2 separate regions of the Homo sapiens genome follow, and region 2 is linked to region 1. The links are chromatin loops, found by intact Hi-C in ENCODE. Cell type or tissue: PC-9. All regions are shown on one strand. Links, peaks and the distances in the headings refer to the core of each region. The heading gives the core; the rest is flanking DNA. Region 1 overlaps XDH (xanthine dehydrogenase). Region 2 overlaps SRD5A2 (steroid 5 alpha-reductase 2).

Region 1 (2,918 bases), core at 152-2,651:
GATGGTCTTTCCAGTTCTGGGATGCTGAGGTGGCCTGGGGGGTTGTGCAAGCCAGAGCAGGACAGTTCAAGGACAGAGATGACGCCAGAATCCCTTTGGGCAGTGCCTGACATTTCCACTTCCATCAATAGGTTGATTTGTTTCAGGTGACAAGATTGTCACAGGATCTGTCTCCTGCCTTAGGAACACGTACTCCCCCAGTTCAGGATAGAAACAAAACAAAAGGGCAGGCTCCTGGGCCTGGGGGGCACCAGGGTGACCTCATGTTTAAGGAAGCTGTATGTCAGGAATCATCTTGTCCCACGATCCAAAATAGGCAGCAAATGGACAGGTTTCCAGGCTCCCCCTCCGCAAAAGATAAAAATACCATGGGTTCGGGGATGTTCTCAGTCATAAATCAATCAGCTAAGACTATTTCTGTCCTTATCCCTTGCCCAGAGTTCCTCCTACAACCTCTGTCCTGCCCTCCTGTCCCAGCCTCCCAGCCACCTAGCTCTGGAGTAAGGGGAGTCTCATCAGCTGCCCTGATGACAACTCAGTACCCTGGCCGTGCCAGCAAGAGAATCCTCAGCCTGCCTATAAATGAAACGGTGGGCATCCTGGTGCCTCCATCCACCTCCGTGAGCCTGGCTAGCAACTGTCCACTCTGACAGGCAGGTGACTCCCAATACACACCAGGTTTCCTGGCCTGTAAGGGAGCTGCCCGCTGGTTGTGGTGGGCACTTAGGAGTAAATGTCTCTGAGTAAGCCCTCAGCATGGTCAGGGGTAGGGCTTCTCCTTCATGTGGTTATAGGGGTTAAAGGACCTACCTCGTAAAACCACTGGGAGGATTAAATGAGACCCTGTAGGTAAAGCATTCACCTTGTCACCTGGCAAGTTGCAGATACTCTGAAAATAAGAATTGCCTTCCCCTTGCTAGCCATTCATCTGGAGCTCAGACTCCCACGGCTGACCCATGTCTTTGGAGAGCTCCTTTGAGACTTTTGTCATTCTAAAACCCTAAGTCAGCTTTGAATTCAGCTCTTGGGGAAGCCTCCGAGGACATCTGGTCTATGCAGAGATCCTACCTAAATCAGTACCTAATGGTTAACAAATGCGATGCTGCTGGGCCACCTGGACAATATTGCCCCTTGTTCAATCTTCTACTGCCCTCTGCAGGTTCCAGGCGATACCGCAGGCAGTGTTGACTGCATTCCTTGTGCAACACCAAAAAAGACCAAGACATCTCACTGTATAGACTGGAAGCACTTTAAGACAACAGGGCAAGGCAAGGTGTCTCAGACGGACGATGCCTCTGAATAGCACAGTGATTTCTAGTTCACAAAGCACTTTCTTGTTGGATTTTCATGACCACTCTACTCTCACCTTGGTACCTAAGCACACAAGGGAATTCTGTGTCACTGCTTCACCCCAAGAGCTTCACTAAAAACAAGTGACAGGTCTCAGGCCCTGTCCCAGAACATCCCAGAAAATCATCTGAAATGGACCTGGATCTCAGTGTAAACACTCGTTTAGTTTTTAAAGCTCTTCTACCTTGACCATGCTGTACAACAGCCAGCATATCTAGGATACTCTGGAGAGGGATTTTTGTAAGAAAGTGTGTGTGTGTGTGTGTGTGTGTGTTTTCAAGAAATGAAGGCTGGCCAAGATACTGAAGATACTAGCATTTGGTGTGATGATAATTAATAAGCATTTTTCACACGCCAACCAGCTGACAGTTTCATTTATTAGTGACATCAAGCACCAGTCCAACTATATCATTTCCACTATCCTCCCTCCATGGCCAGAACCACAGATTCTCTCTGGCAGAAGGTTGGATTTATACAGTGAAGGCATGTGACAGTGACACATTGTCCACCCAGCACCATGTAGGGATTAAATCACCATTTGGAGCAATAAAAGGGATGTTTGTTCTTCCCTTGTTCTCTTTACCAACCGCAGAAACTTGAGGTGATCTCAGCAGAGTTCATTAGACCCAGGTATCATATGACAGTAAGAAAACCAAGCCTTAGATAGCTGCAGATCCTTTATGTAACTGGAGTTTTCAGGTCATATATTTATAGGCTTTTAAAGCAGAAGACGTGAGACAACCCTTTACTGCAACCCTTATGTTTGCAGTAAAATGGATCACAGGAAGGGGAATTGACAGTCCAAGATCACAAAGATAGAGACAGAAGAGACAGAGCTAGGATGAGAACCCAGGCTTCTTGGCTCTTCTACCTCTGGTTGGGCTTGATTTTGATAGCAGCATTTTTATTTCTTTTTTTTTCTTCAGAGACAAGATCTTGCTCAGTCGCTCAGGCAGGAGTGCAGTGGCGCAATCATAGCTCACTGCAGCCTCAACCTCCTGAGCTCAAATGATCTCTCCACCTCAGCCTTTCAAGTAGTTGGGACTACAGGCATGCACTATCAAGACCAACTAATTAAAAAAATTTTTTTTAAAGACAGGAGCTCTCTATGTTGCCCAGGCTGGTCTCAAACTGCTGGGCTCAAGCAATTCTCCTGCCTTAGCCTCCCAAAGTGCTGGGATTATAGGGGTGAGCCACCATGCCAGGACTGATAGCATCATTTCTAGGTGGAAATTACTTTGGCTTCAAATGTAAAGATTAAACATAATCTTTTTTGTAAATACTCAAAGAGTATTTGGAATACAAATATTCTCTTCAAAGAGGAAGGGAAAGAAATCTAGAACATTGTACGTGCTCAATAATTGAGTTGGTTGGATTTTTGTATTATAGAGTAATCTTGCTTTATGCAGCTTCACAAAATCAGATCCAATTAACCTTGAATTTGTTTCATTCTTTATTCTTTCCAATGATTCAAAGATGGTTAGAGGATTTAACCTTACCCCACTGCCTCATTGCAAAATTTGAGTATAGATTCAAGGTTATGCTTTGCTGTTCATTGGTTTGAAGGC
Region 2 (2,918 bases), core at 315-2,814, 190 kb after region 1:
CCTCCTCCCAGCCAGCTTGCCATGTCGGAAGGGATATTCGCTATCCCTCCAATAAAGAATCTAGATTGTTACTGCATTGAGCAAAACCAAACCCTCAACCCAAAAAGACAGGACTAAAGAAACTAACACAGCTTGGTGCATACTTTAACCTTCTCCAGTTATTTATTTTATTCATCCAAATCTCAAGCTAAGGTTGATGGGGAGAAATGAGGCACAATGCAAATAACACAGAACTCTTTAAGATCACAACTCCATGGACTTGTACAAAGAATAAACAAATGTCTTACTTAGAAATTAAATCCACTCGATGGCTTATTAAATCACCCAAGAACTCACATTGCCACCCGGCTCTATGCCTCTTTCATCATAGGATAGTGTAGATGCTATAAAATAATCAGCATCCTTCTCCAGAAAAATTCACTTTACATTTGCCGTTACCCTCCTTGTTTTCCCTGCATGGACCTCAGCTCACAGCTTATTAGAGAACCAAAAGGCCAAGCGGGAAAAGAAATGAATCTTCATGAGCCTATTCCTTCATGTGCCAAGAGCTTGCTCCCCTGCTTCTTAGTGAGATTGCCATGAGGTAACCACAAAAATCCAAGAGAGCTATTATCAAACTTCAGGGTTGTAAAACCACGGATTTATTTATTTGTTCCTGAAAGGGTCTAAGCCGCCTAAATAGCTGTTTAATTGCGTATTTCTCATTAGAGCTCCTTTTTCCTTTTAGAATACAGTGGAGCCACTGTTGTTCTTTATGAAAGTAAGCATTAGGGATAAGGGGGTTTATGACCTGAAACCTTTTTTCCATGCTGAACACACATGTTGTCTTGACTACACCAATGAGGGAAAACTCTCTATTCTGTCAAATAGGTTTATGAAAGGGCATGAGCCTGGTGCTCCCACGGAGCGAGGGAAGCCTCACACACAAACAGGCATGGGACAATAGGTGTATAAACTGAACTATGCAACAGCACTTAAGCTCTGGCTATTTTTCTCCTGCATGAGCTCTGTAGAAATCCAGATGGCAGCCCTAAAGGCTGTGCCTTAAGCAGAAGAAGCATACATCTGACCCTCAAAGGGACAAAATGAGATGGCTGCTCTGACCAGCTCTGTACCAGCTGTGAGGAGGCCTTTTAACTCTGTGGGTCTCAGTGTCACTACCTATAATGTGAAGTGGTAGGAATAGCTGATGTCTGAGGTCTGCTTCAGCTCTTTAAGTCTAAATTCTGAAAAACAAACAAAACTCAACATTTTCTTCAAGGTTGGCAGGAAAACGCCTCTTCCGTGAAAGCTTCAGCAAGACCAAGATAGAGTATCTTGTGAGCTAGGACACTGTTAGATTATTTTAGCCAAAAAACAGTCCATGGAAACCTCAATTAACTATAATTTTGTTGCACCCTATTTTTAAAAGTGGGAAGAAATATGTTTAGAGATGAGCACATGTTCAGACCTTTACTGTATTTAATCCACATACATATCCTAGCCCTAAACAATGACAAACTGTCATTGAACACAACAGCCCTAGAACACTGAGAATACCTGAATTATCAAGGGAAGGTTTCAGCTTTCATAGAGTTCACGCTACTCTACCCTATATTCAGATTAAGAAGTTCCACGATCATGCTAACTTGAAAGGTCCACGATCAGGCAACAGGACTGGGGTTGGACCTAATTAAGTCAAGGTTGGACTAAATACTATTTTAGAAAGCGCCCTCTTGTGGCAAAAAGTGAAATTGCCAAATGGCGGTTTTGTCCTGAGACTGAGTACTGCCATTTATTGTATATTTATTTCATCTCAAGGACCGGCCTGGATGTTTTACATGGTAGTAAAATAAAGGACTTAAGCAAGGTAGTTTTCAATGTCATGGAGAGAACTGGAAGTCTTTTATGTCACAGAGCTCAAGCTACACCTGAAGATTTACTTCACCAAGTGTGTTCATTCCCCCTGTGTATTCCTCAGCACCAGGAGTGGCATCTAACCTCATGACGTTTTCCTGCACCTTTATTGTACTTCCTTGTAGTTCTGAATTGTGGCTGAGAGGCTGTATAAGTCATACTTCTTTATTTCCAGCACACAGCCCCTAATTTCATGAAGAGAGAAGAGAAGAAAGGAAACGACACTACAGACAGGGTGAATGGGAATGAGGGACAGGCGGGACAGGGAAGCACACCCCAATACCTTGTGAAAATCTCCAGAAGTCCCAGGATATTTTAATTCAAACAAAACTGCTTAACATCCATGATTTAAAGGTATTTAATGAACAACAAAAACACTTATTTATATGATTGCAATTTGCATTTTTCAGTAATCTACATCATCCTCAGACCTTTCAAGTTTCCTATGTGACTTATATAGTGAGTTTCTGTGCTTAGTACCACTGGTGCTCATTTGTCAAAACAGTTTGCTAAATATTGACAATGCATTCCGCAAACATAGGCCTGAGAAGACAAATATTTCCATGTATTCCAATTACAAGCGTTCGGCCCCTTCCTTAGAGAGTCCATATCTCAGCACTCATGCTGGGGTGACCCCTTCACAAGAGTTTGCAAACTCAAATGCTTACTAGCTACGTAGTTCCAGTTCTGGTGTGGAAATGTGGGCTCTGTATGTTCAGATCCTCCAACTTTTTAAATGAAACTAGAATGCTAGAGTTTTATGAAGGAATCTCCTGATTTTTAAGTTTTTGAAACTTTGTAAAAAAAAAAAAAACTATATGTCTGAGCCAAACAAAACAGGTTTTCTGCCCAGACGTGCCCCTCTGTCTGCAATTTTCAGTCTCTGCCTGCAGGTCCTTTGAGGGAGGCATTCAGGCTGCCCCTAGGAGACACCTTCTTGAACAGGTCCTGAGAACTACAAGGAAGAAGCTCCAGGAAAGGAAAGTTGCTTGGGGCTTCTGCTGTACTTCATATTGTTGTGG

Evidence for each region. A loop is a pair of places that touch in the nucleus more often than their neighbours do. Peaks named below come from ENCODE experiments on the same cell type or tissue, not always from the same donor. Only the 100,000 strongest peaks of a DNase experiment are listed, where the experiment ranks them.
Region 2: it touches region 1 in a loop (5-fold over the local background); 4 of 110 quality-filtered maps call a loop at or near these places.

Annotation. Positions count from the first base shown.
Region 1 is chr2:31,332,613-31,335,530 of GRCh38, forward strand. It overlaps XDH (xanthine dehydrogenase), which reads right to left. Exons shown (of 36, transcript NM_000379.4): 36 at 1,709-2,918. Among named protein-coding and RNA genes, the nearest start is that of XDH, 81 kb to the right of the region's middle. In PC-9, for the core only: a CTCF peak has its summit at 1,164 (motif pointing left); DNase peaks (open chromatin) are centred at 1,099 and 1,919.
Region 2 is chr2:31,522,348-31,525,265 of GRCh38, forward strand. SRD5A2 (steroid 5 alpha-reductase 2) reads right to left here. Exons shown (of 5, transcript NM_000348.4): 5 at 133-2,918. Among named protein-coding and RNA genes, the nearest start is that of SRD5A2, 57 kb to the right of the region's middle. In PC-9, for the core only: CTCF peaks have their summits at 1,708 (motif pointing left) and 1,910; no DNase peak of the experiment used is centred there.